Linked DNA regions of Homo sapiens: region 2 is linked to region 1. A link is a contact called in ENCODE Hi-C or POLR2A ChIA-PET data. All regions are on one chromosome and are shown on one strand. The core of a region is the stretch at or near the end of the contact, and the rest is flanking DNA. Distances in the headings are between cores, read along the strand shown. Region 1 has its middle 68 kb from the start of MAF. Region 2 has its middle 160 kb from the start of MAF.

Evidence for each region. Hi-C counts contacts between places; a loop is a spot of excess contacts on that map. ChIA-PET counts read pairs that join two places held with the same protein, here RNA polymerase II (POLR2A). Pooled maps may share reads with other maps.
Region 2: a loop to region 1 is called in a map of gastrocnemius medialis, with 2.5 times the contacts of the local background. The contact joins two enhancer-like sites. A Hi-C loop is called at or near these places in 2 of 168 maps with a recorded cell type or tissue (Right ventricle myocardium inferior and gastrocnemius medialis) and 3 of 50 pooled maps. POLR2A ChIA-PET finds 5 or more read pairs at or near these places in 1 of 52 experiments (activated CD4-positive, alpha-beta T cell).

The regions. Positions count from the first base shown.
Region 1 is chr16:79,529,653-79,535,862 of GRCh38, forward strand. It overlaps a transcript of MAF not described here. Among named protein-coding and RNA genes, the nearest start is that of MAF, 68 kb to the right of the region's middle. Within about 2 kb of position 3,284, at least 2 of the 41 ENCODE cell types and tissues checked have a DNase peak (open chromatin) inside an H3K27ac peak, as active enhancers do; they include gastrocnemius medialis, where a contact is called at or near this core.
Region 2 is chr16:79,436,445-79,442,491 of GRCh38, forward strand. It overlaps a transcript of MAF not described here. Among named protein-coding and RNA genes, the nearest start is that of MAF, 160 kb to the right of the region's middle. Within about 2 kb of position 2,152, at least 12 of the 41 ENCODE cell types and tissues checked have a DNase peak (open chromatin) inside an H3K27ac peak, as active enhancers do; they include gastrocnemius medialis, where a contact is called at or near this core.

The DNA of each region.
Region 1 (6,210 bases), core at 2,034-4,533:
CAAAGCATGCAATAAATATTATTTTAGGCTGGGCGCGGTGGCTCACGCCTGTAATCCCAGTACTTTGGGAGGCCGAGGCGAGTGGATTACTTCAGGTCAGGAGCTCAAAACCAGCCTGGCCAATGTGGTGAAACCCCATCTCTACTAAAAATACAAAAATTAGCCAGATGTGGTGGTGCACACCTGTAATCCCAGCTACTCAGAAGGCTGAGGCAGGAGAATCGCTTGAACCTGGGAGGCGGAGGTTGCAGTGATCCGAGACTACACTACTGTGCTCCAGCCTGGGCAACAAGAGTGAAACTCCATCTCAAAAAAAAAAAAAATGTTATTTTAACTTAATTTTCAATAGAGGATGATGCAAGGTTTGTTTATCAAGTGTCAGGAGAGTAATTTTTCTATCAAAGAGACAGAACAAATATAAGATCTCCCCATTAGCCCCAAGTGAGGGCCAAACAAGTGAATTAGTATTACTACGTATTTTTGGAGTGTACAACCTTGAAGATATCCCATAACAATTTATTTTAAGGTCCTGTTTATCTTTACATTTCTTCTAGCTTGAGAACACACCTGAAGATTCCCATTTCTTAGGGAAACCATGACACAACAGACTACTGGGTTTTCCGTGGTCTCAGGAGTGGTTCAAATGGGCTGGGGGGTGGACCTACATCCATAGTCATGCATTCAGCTGTCCCAACACATCAGGGTCCCAAAGTGCCTACTTCAAATTCAGAGCACCCTGATAGACTGAAGGAAAGAGATGTAAATATTGGGAAGCAGTTTTACTCCATTTTTTTCTCAGGGGAAAAAAATTTTATTTTTGTTTTTGGAAAATGTATGTGGAACACACTAAATAAAAAATCAGCATAAAATATTTAAGGACATTATTCATTTTAAGTGTGTTTCCAGGCATTTACATAAATAGGAATGAATATATATATTTGTGCCTCAAAACAAAGATACAACATAAACACCAAAATGTTAAGAAGAGTTTATCTAATTATTGAAAGTATGACTGAGTGCTTATTATTTTTATCATCATGTTTTTTGAATATTGTGAACTTTCTCTAATGGATTGTTTTTATAATAATAAAATTAACGATCAATTGTGGTTTATTGTATCCTTTCAAAATCAGTCATAGATATCTCTTTGCTTAATTGTTATCCTGGAGATAGTAAAACGGCAGGTCTATGGGTGGAAGGAATGGAAATGATTACTTGTGAGCCACTTCTCTGTAGCCAGAAAGGACTCTTGAGCCAGCCAGATCCTGTGTCTTTTAGGGAGATGGCCCTGGGTGGGGAGAGGCCCAAAGGGAAGGAAACCAGGAGACTTGCCCTAGACTTGCCTGCCAGTAAGTTTCTGGGTAATGTCGCCATTCCCCAAGCTCTAATTTCCTAAATATCCGGCCTTATCAGCTATTTGAAAGGTCAATGGTGTTAAAGTATGTACTCTTAACTTTCTAGATGAAAATCAGGGACTAACATGAGACATTTTAATTCTGTTGCTAGAGCTTGTATAAGCATACCCTTGCCTAGGTGGTTCAAAGGGGTAAAGTCCAGGTCTTCCTAACTTCATAGGATTAAATAAAAGAAAGGCAGTGGAGTTAAGATGAGATAACCTCTATCCTCTGCATCTCATCTCTCTAAAAATCTGGGAATCTTTAAGTTCTCTAGAGCAGCACTCCCCATCCTTTCTAACACCAGGGACTAGTTTCATAAAAGACAATTTTTCCATGGACTGGGAGTGGGGTGGGGATGTTTTCCAGATGATTCAAACACATTACATTATTGTGCATTTTATTATTATTAAATTATAATATATAATGAATTAATTATACAACTCACCATAATGTAGAAACAGTGGGAGAGCTAAGCTTGTTTTCTTGCCACCAGATGGTCCCATCTGGGGTTGATGGGAGACTGTGACAGATCATCAGGCATTAGATTCTCATAAGGAGGGCACAACCTAGATCCCTTGCATACGCAGTTCACAGTAGAGTTTGTACTCCTATAAGAATCTTAATGCCACCACTGATATAGCAGGAGGCAGCACTCAGGCAGTCATGTGAATGATGGGGAGTGGCTGTAAACACAGACGAAGCTTCACCCACGCACTCATCACTCTTTCTGCTGTGTGACCTGGTTCCTAAGAGGCCACAGACTGGTACTGGTCTGTGGCCTGGGGGTTGGGGACCCCTGCTTGAAAAGATTAGAAAATAGGCATCAGTGAGATCTAGAAGGCACAATGTCCTATCCTATTAACTGTGCTTAGTGGTCCAAAGCGGGGTTTGGATGGTCTGGGGACCGTGGGAACTCCTCTTAGGAACATGCCCCAGCATAGGGTTGCCAGAAACAATAGGGAATACCCAGTCCAGTTTGAATTTCAGATAACCAATAAGAATTGTTAGCATGAGTAGGTTCCTATATTGCACGGGATTGACTTATACTAAAATATATTTGTCATTTATCTAAATTTCAAATTGAACTGGGCATCTTGTGACTTTATTTGCTAAGTCTGGCAAACTGACCCCAGTAGTGCATGGTTCTCCAATTTCTTGGATGGAGTGTGGAGTAGAGACATGGCCCCCACTCTGGTTTGAGAAGAACCAAGGCAGGAGGGTTGAGAACAAACAGGAAGCCATTCTCCCATGTCCAACAGCATCATCCGTAGCCACTGGGAGACAAATATTTTATGCAAATAAGAGAGTTGGTTCTAGAGAAGCAGCTTAGATGAGTTTCACTACATAAAAGAAAAAAAGTGAAACAAATGTGCAGTGAGTAAGAAGCTGGTACATTTCAGTGCAGTTTATCTCAGCTCCAATCATTCAATCTGATAGGTGGTCAACTGCTCAGTAGCCAAATGGACTGTTCTCGACTCCGGAGAGAGGCCACAAATTATCTGGCTTCTATAAACTCAGACAAGATTTAACTGGTAAGAAACAAATAAAGTATTGAAATAAAGTATTCTAATCAATTCATTAGGAGAAATGGGGGCGGCCTCTGTCAGGCATGAAGATATGAAATATGCGTCATAAAGCATTCGTGTGTGAGTGTGTGTGCGCGTGCATGCGTGAGTGCAGATACATGTGTGTTTGTGTAGTGCCAGGCCTAGAAGATAGATAAAAATAACACAAAAGAATCACTGAGTACCTCAGATATCTTTGAAGGAGCACATGGACCTTGTCTCGCCCTCCCCAAGTGCCCAACATATCCATGCGGTCAGTGCCAGCTTTGCACAGTTAAAATAAAGAAAACAAATATCCAAATATCCAATATCATTGCTGCAAGCTGGCCTTGGGTCTTTGCCGACATCTGACCTGCTTCACATAACCTCCTGGCCTCTAAAAATAGATATTCTGTGGTACATATAATTTTTATACGATGACTAATACAGGAATGCCCTTCGGGGTAACTTAGTGTCTTAGTTTCTCTCTTTTCTCTCTATATTTATCTATGTCTTCACTGGCCTCTTTAAATAAAAGTTAGTCTGTAGCCATGGATCAAGAACATTAGCCAAGAAATTATTTATCTATGCCTTAAAGGGCTCTACTCTTCTTATCAACATAAGAGTTGCTCATATTTTTTAAAGGGGGCAGAGGGATGGTCTCAGACCTGTTTTGTATTTCTCTGCCTTTACATATCACTTTTCCAGATCCAAGGGTCAGTCAGAAGAGGTTTCCACCCACCCCACTCCTTTTCTATTTTATATACAACTGAGTCAAAAATAGAAAGGTAAATTCTTGGACTATAAAAATATTCCTTATATTAATACTACAGCTTGCTGCTCTAAACCCCAATAAGAAGGGTAGTGTGGTCATTCACAACCACTGGAATCTTACTCTGAATTTTACTTTCGTCCTCTGGTTGAGTGAGAGGGAGGAAGACAGAGGAAGACGGCAGGGGGAGGGGGAATGGAAAGTATGACATCTGTTCAGATCCCCTCATTGTCCATCTGGTTCATAACCCAAACTTTTGTCCGGAGGTAGGAATTCCAGAAACTGAAGGAGAAAGTCTGCTAGGGGGGAAAATAACAGAGATCCATTCCTGACTTCCCGTCACCTTTATTTCAATACCAGTGACCTCTCCGCCACCTCCCAGTGACCTCTGTGCCACCTCCCAGCCGATTAGCTCTGCGTGTGAGGATGTGGAGAGATGAATTTTCTTATCCAGTGATGTCCTTCCTTTGAAAATAACATTCTCCCTCCTCTGTTGCCATCAAAACAATAACTGCTTAATGTCAGTGCACTAAGCAAGGTAGTGGCAAGATCCAGGGTGCCCAGAGACAACAGAGGGCAAGGAAAGCCTGGGAAATTCATGCCCTCCTGTTCATGCTCCCCTCAGCTCACCTGAAGGCCTCACTGTCCCCATACTACAAGCTCATCTTACAAGAGCCCTTTGACTCTGCTTATATTGTAAACTACAATCCCTTGAGGAAAGAGATCAGAATCTACTTGCCTAGGCAACTGGCCTAACATTGGCTATTCAGAAGTACAGCTTGTGAACATCCAAGGAGACTTCTTCCTTACCTTTGAAGTAGACTGTAAATTTGGTTTACACCTTTCAATGAAAACAGAATCCAAATGTCATTTATTATTTTTTCTGTTACTTAAAATAAAGTTAGGTGTCACGCACACTCTTGGTTCTTCCTCCTGTGTCTCCTTCTACCTCACCGCATTACCATGTGGTTTTATTCTTGGGAATACAGGACTTAGGCCAGCTGGGCATCTGAATTTAAAAGACTTGAGTCTCACTCCAAAAATAGTGTCAGAAAGCTGTCCTGGAATGCAATGCCCCAAAGCTAAGCACTCACATACAGGTGAGTGTTGATGAATTACATGCGATATCCTTTTATCCACCAAACCTGTGATTTACAGAATACTGCCAGTACCACCTACCTTGGACACAGGGTGGGGAACATCACACACCGGGGCCTGTCATGGGATGGGGGGAGGGAGGAGGGATAGCGTTAGGAGAAATACCTAATGTAAATAACGAGTTAATGGGTACAGCACACCAACATGGCACATGTATACATATGTAACAAATCTGCATGTTGTGCACATGTACCCTAGAACTTAAAGTATAATTTAAAAAAAAGAAAGAAAGAAAAGAAAACTGTGACCAGTTGTCAGGCACACCCTCTTCAGTGTACTGACTGTAAGGGTCTAGAACTAGAAGAAAGAAAGCAGATTTGGAAAGAAACATCCAAAATTTGATCCCAGGTTCCTCTCTGGACAGTGTGGGCCAACCGCTTCATCTTTCTCAGCTTCAGTTTTACTTTTCTCATTTGTTGGTGATGATGATAACAACAAAAATATCCCCTCCTTTGTAAGCTTCCTTTGAGGATTAGGTAAACTGCTCTTACATCAAAATCCTGCTCAAAGATTTTGACCTTCTTTGGTGAAACCTTCATTGACTTACTTAGGACAAAGTCAATTTATCAATTCTGCATTTTGAATTCGCCAGGAAAGGTGAAGCTCTCTAACGAACCACCCACAAATCTCAGTGGCTTTAACTGACAGAGGTTTACTTCTTATTCACGCTGAATTTCTATTGCAAGTCCCTAGAGACAGATGTAGACATTGCTTTTCACACTGTAGAGTTACTCAGAGACTGGCTGTGGATGGCGCCTCGGTTTTCTGATACTATCATCTTAACATGTAGCTTCCTTATTTTCCAGAGCAGGGGAAGAGACCTTAGGCAATCATGTACTAACTTTTCAGTGCTTCCACCCAGAAATCACACTTGCCACTTCTGCTTGTTTTATGGGTCATGGCAAATTACAGTACCGTGCTGAGTGGTCAAGAGGTGTGTGAAAATATCTTTGGATCCAGGAAGGAAAGGAAATATTAGAAAGTATTAACACCATTTTTCCCACTTGTCTATAATATGCATTATTCATAAAGGACTGAAGATAGCATCAAGCATTGCTTCTTCTTTTTTTTTTTTTTTTTTCCGAGACAGAGTTTTGCTCTTGTCGCCCAGGCTGGAGTGCAATGGTGACATCTCGGTCACTGCAACTTCTGCCTCCTGGGTTCAAGCAGTTCTCCTGAGTAGGAGTCCTCAGCCTCCTGAGTAGCTGGGACTACAGGCACGTGCCACCATGCCCAGCTAAGAGAAAGGGTTTCACAGTGTTGGCAAGGCTAATCTTGAACTCCTAACCTCCCCGCCTTGGCCTCCCAAAGTGCTGGGATTACAGGCATGAGCCACCAC
Region 2 (6,047 bases), core at 902-3,401, 94 kb before region 1:
TCAGACATGTGCGTTAACGCTTCTCAAATAACACTGCCGATGACCCATTGGGAACTGGGGTGCCAATTACACAAGAAAAGTGCTTCTCTTGCTTTCTTCTCACTGCTGCTTATTTTTACACCAAAGGGTTATTTATCATTTTGTTCACCAGACTTGACTGTAACTCACTTTTCTGGGTTTCACCAAATTGAGATCACTTCTAAAGGGCTTGTTGGTTGCAAAGACATTTAAAAGGGAGACCCTTGGGCTAACCTTTCCCTTCCCACATGTCACACTTTATATTTGTCGGTTTCACTGGTCATCTTCCCCTAAGATGACGTGATGCCCTCTTGGAAACATGAGCTGGGTCTCCACCTTGGCATCTCCAGCACTCCACCATGCCATGCAGGACCCAGCATCTGGAGAGTCTGCACACACAGGCTCGACGCTGCAACACTTAGCGCAGGCAGGCTTTTGACTGTCTTGGGCAAAGTCTCCCAAGGTGCCTGTTTTCTAAATGGCTGATACTCCTTTGAAAGTGAGAGATCTGACTATTTGTTCAGAAATCCCGCACTTTAGAGTCACAAGCAGGGCTTTCAGAAGTAGTTTGAACGTGCATGAATGGTCATGTATCCCCCACACTGTTAATAACCTCGGCATCTGCCCTGCCCACTCTCAAGGCATGTGTTAAAGACTAAAATGGGAGAAAGCTCTCTCTCTCTCTGTGTGTGTGTGTGTGTGTGTGTGTGTGTGCATTTCTGTATATTTTACAGACAGGAGTAAGGAAGAGAGCATGCTGTAAGGAAACCAAATGGACACTTTGCTGTCATCTTCGCTTGTGTTGCAATCCTAGCTCTCCTTCGTGCAAATTACATGTCATCCAAGATTAAATAATCCCCCGTGTAAAACGGGAACATGAAGACGTACATTACAGGTGTAAGAGAACCCCAGGCTGCACAACCACCGTGTGGCCTGTTTGAGATTGTACAGGTGTGGGACACAGCCACACATCCTGCTTGAAATGCTTCAAGAATGTCTCAACTTCATTAAAGTCGGGCTGATGGGACTTTGCATCCCATTTTACAGTGAGGGAGACAAAGGTGGTTGAGGAGGTACCCAGAGCCAGCCACTGCACATTCCACCCATGTAGTCCCCCAAGGAGGCCTGTGTGCCCCCTCATTTTACAGCTGAGGAAAGGACACCTCCGAGAGCTCATGCCGGTCACCCAGCTTCACCGTGGAGGGGACTGGCCTCTGAAAACCCTGGCATTACTCTCTGCTAGCTTCCAGAGCACGAGCTTCTCGGCCATGACATTCACTAAGTTCACTGAGAGAAACCGTAGGCTGGCATTGGGCAGGCTCAATCCTAGCACTTCCTTTTCACTCCCTCACAACAGAAACTTCTGCCTTGGCTGGGAAGGGGGTTCCCACATGCTGAGACGTGGGCCGCATTCCCCTTTCACCTAGAGTGGGACACAGGCCAGGCGGGAGGTTTCCGCCTCTGCAGGGGCTGCTGGCCTGGGCTTCTAGGAGGCCTGTTTGTGGAGACAGGAGTCGGCCCCAGGGCACCGGGAAGCCGGGGCTACTACTGAGCATATTTCTGGGGCTGGAATGCCATCCCTTGGAGAGCCTGTCTCTTAGAGACGCCAGGTCTGAGCAGGCTTTAGAAAACAGCAGAGGCCCCGTGGCGTTGGGGGGGCAGGGGGAAGAGAGTGGGGGCAGGAGGTTCCCACATGCCAAGCTACAAGGCCCTTTGTGGGGGGTTCCCTCAGGCATTTCCAATTACAGGAGTTATTTCTGCCCCGCAGATTATGTGGTTCCTGCACTTGGCGTGAGGAATGAATCGAGTCATTATTAACTCAGCAGTGTCAGCCCTGGGACCAGAGGCACCCGTTTGGAGGTAGAGCAGTTAATACACGGGCGGATTAGGTGGCTCTTAGGCTTCGCCACAATTAGAAACTCAGGACGTTTGAAATATTAACTGGGGCATGTGGGTAAGAGACAGCGCCCGGCTTCACTGCCAAGGAGATAACAGCCTGGAGGAGGCTGCGGAGAATTATGTAAGGAACGGGGCAGTGGGAAGTGGCATTTGCTGGGTACTTATTTTGCGTCAGTGGCTCCTGCAGACATTCCTCACTTTATCTTCCCGGGAACCTCGAGGACAGGATTGTTTCCTCCATTTCACAGAGGAGGGAAGGGGGCGGAGCTCAGAGAGGGCGGATCAGTTTTCTAAGTCTGCACAGCCAGCGAGGTCGTGCAGAGTCTGCCTTCTCTTGGCACGGTCCTCCGTCCTTCCCTGAGCCCTGGATGATCCCTGCCCATGTCCCAGAGGCATTGAGATGCTAATGAAAAGAAGCGCTAGGAAGAAATAAAAGGAAAGCAATAATGATCACAGTAACTGGTATTTTTCAAGCACGTATTCCATGTGTGCGCTCTGCCACACTTCACAGACACCACTTTTCATCCCTGGGACCGTCCAGGGAGGTAGGTAGAATTAATTATTGTCCTCATCATGTGAGAGACTGAGACATCCTAAGATTAACAATTACATCGAAAGAGCCATAATCAAGCTTGACTTCAGGCCTGTCCACCTCCAAAGCCCCTTCTATCTTAAAGATATTGTCGTGTCCCCTAGCTCCAAGAGGCAGAGGCAGGGATTGAGTCTGGGATTTGCACATCCTAATCTAGGGCACTGCACTTCGCAGCACTGCCTTGCGTTCATTCATCGTTCATTTACGTACCAAGAATAAGAGTGTATTAAGCAGTTCTTTGCACTGCACCTGCACAAGTCCACCTCTTTCACCATCCCTATCGTCCTATGGGGTAGGTACTTACTTTTTTTTTTTTTTTTTTTTTTGAGACGGAGTCTTGCTCTGCCACCCAGGCTGGAGTGCAGTGGCTCAATCTTGGCTCACTGCAAGCTCTGCCTCCCGGGTTCATGCCGTTCTCCTGTCTCAGCCTCCCTAGTAGCTGGGACCACAGGCGCCCGTCACCATGCCCGGCTAATTTTTGTATTTTTAGTACAGACAGGGTTTCACCTTGTTAGCCAGGATGGTCTCAATCTCCTGACCTCATGATCCACCCACCTCGGCCTCCCAAAGTGCCGGGATTACAGGTGTGAGCCACCAGCGCCTGGCCAGCACTTAATATTTATTAATCTCTTCTTGCTCTGGATAAGAAAACAAAGGTTCCAAGGAATAGTATATTGCTGCAAAAACAGTCTGCTCTGCTCCATTGGATGGAAAGATGCAAAACCATAGACACTCACTCAGAAAGAGGTCCATGTTACATAGACCACAGTAAGAGTGAGGACAGAAGATGACAAAGCCAACAGAGGAAGTGCTGGAAGCACCAGCATGGATTCTGCATAGGAGATGCCCAGCAGTCACGGGATGGAAACGACCGAAACAGATCACAGGGGCAACCAAAGAGACCAATATATTAATCACAGAAAATAAAATTTGACATAACCCAGTGCATCAGGGACTTGGGTTGCTGCTGTTGTTGATTTGCTTTTCTTTGTTTTGTTTTGATGCGAGAGGTCTTCTGGCCACAGGCGCTTCACTGAGGTCCCTATTTACAGTCTGGAGAACAGACAGGCACAGTCAGAACCAGATTCCTTTGGCTCAGTTCTATTTTCCACTTCCCTAATTATGACATTCCTTCCCTTTGGACATGGTTCAAGTTCTCCTTTCCCTTGAGTTGCACCACTACCACCTGGATGCAGGAAGGAAGCAATAGATGGTGTGTTTCTAAGAATGATAAGGAAGAAAAGCCAGAAAAGGGGGCTCTTGCTGCCCTGGCTTTGCAGCTGTCTTGGGCCCCAGCACATGCTGCCTTGAAGCACACACCATATTCACAGAGCCAGAAGGTGAGCACCCCAGTGGAAGGGCTGTGTGAGTTGCCTTTGTACCAGTGTGGTGCCTAGCGCACAGTAGGTACACAGGAAGTCCCGACCAGGTGCATGAGTACATGGTGCAGCACAACCTCAACTAATTTCTTTCTTTCTTCTTTCTTCTTTTTTTTCCTTTTGGGACGGAGTCTCGTTTGGTCACCAGGCTGCAGTGCAGTGGTGCAATCTTGGCTCATTACAACCTCTGCCTCCCAGGTTCAAACGATTCTCCTGCCTCACTCTCCTGAGTAGCTGGAACTACAGGTATGCGCCACCATGCCCGGCTAGTTTTTGTATTTTTAGTAGAGAAGGGGTTTCACCATGTTGACCTCGTGATCCACCCGCCTTGGCCTCCCAAAGTGCTGGGATTATAGGCATAAGCCACCACACTCAGCCAACCTCATCTAATTTCAAATGATTACTAGTAAAATATGGAAACTTCAGAATGGCTTGCTGTTATTTTTAACATATAAATTAAAGCAGATCTGATAACAACTCCATGCTACTCTCATATTTACTCACTTGGCTCTTGGTCTGTTTTCTGGAGTGGGAGAGACAGGAACAAGTGGCCCAAAGGAAAAAGCTGTGCACACTTCCCAGCCAAGCTCTGTCCTCTGTAGCTTTTGGTAAATGCTTGTTGCTGACATATTGCTATTATGCGGTGATGTGGAGTCGTAATGTCCTATCACCCTCTCACAATTTGGGAGGAGGTTAATTAAAATCCGCCTCCATACATGGGTGAAATATCTTATCAGAATGACATGTATTAATAGAATCTCTTCCCCAGCCATAGATTACTAGTACATGCCAGCTGTTTTTATTCCCCATCTTGAAAACAAAAGAGTGAGCTACTTACACCATTGCACACAATACTTCTGAATTATCCATTACAAATTGAACCACAGATTTCTGCTTTTGACATTTATACCTAATTTCTAAATGTTACGACACATTTTCCTATGCTGGGAAGGCAAAGGAGACGTGTTTTCCTGTTTTTCCCAAGCTCCTCTCTTACACACTTAAAAATGGGGAAAGAGAAGGTATAGAACAGGGGTTATAAACTTTTTCTATAAAGGCTCAGATAATAAATCTGTTTGGTTTTGCAGACTGTACACCTCCCAAGGCAACCACTCAGCTCTGCTGTTGAAGTGTGAAAGTGGCCACAGACAACAGGTGAATACATGGGGTGGCTGTATTTTAATAAAATTTTACTTATGGATTCCAAAATTTCAATTTCATAACATTTTTACAGATCAAAAAATATTATGCTTTTTGTTATTGTCTTCAATCATTTAAAGATGTAAAAAGTACTCTAAACTGACAGTCATTCTAAAAAGACAGTGGCCTGCCCTGGCTCAGAAGCCACAGTTTGCTGATAGAAGAGGAACAATTATTTGTTTCCTTCCATAGCAAGAAGAAAGATGTTTTGGGGGGTTCGGTGACTGAAATACTTATGTGTAAATTTATTTCTACTAGGAACCCCAGTATGTGGTCTTATGTGTAAATAGAGCCTTCACATGTGTAATTGGTTAAGAATGTCGAGGTAAAATTATCCTGAATTTAGGGTGGGCCTTAAATCCGATGACGAGGATCTTTGTAAGGGAAAGGAGGGGGAGATTTGGACACAGAGAGGCACAGAGCAAAAGGTCATGTGAAGGCTATAGGCAGGGCTTGGAGGGCAGACACAGCCATGGAGTGCCAAAGAACGCCAGCAGGACCCAGGAGCTGAGACAGAGGAATGGGATGGGCTATCCCTCAGACCCTTCAGAGGGAAAGTGGCCCTGCCCACACCTTGATTTCAGACTTGCAGCCTCCAGAATTATGAATCAATTTCTGTTGCTTTAAGCCACCACATTTATAGGATTCTCTTACAGCAAGAATAGGAATCTAATATAGGGGATGAAAGGTGTTTTGCTGAGAAGGAAGAGGACCAAGATATCGGTGATGACATAATCCTTGAAATAATTGGGGAAGCAACCGAAAGAACTAAGCAAAGATTTTTGAAGAGCAACATAAAGAGCTGAGTCCACAGAATATCCTTTTATTTTATTTATTTATTTATTTATTTTATTTTAGAAACAGGCTCTCCCTCTGTTGCCCAGGCTGGAATGTAGCAGCCCAGTTGTGGCTCACTGCAGCCTCATACTCTTGGGCTCAAGCGATCCTCCCACGTTGGC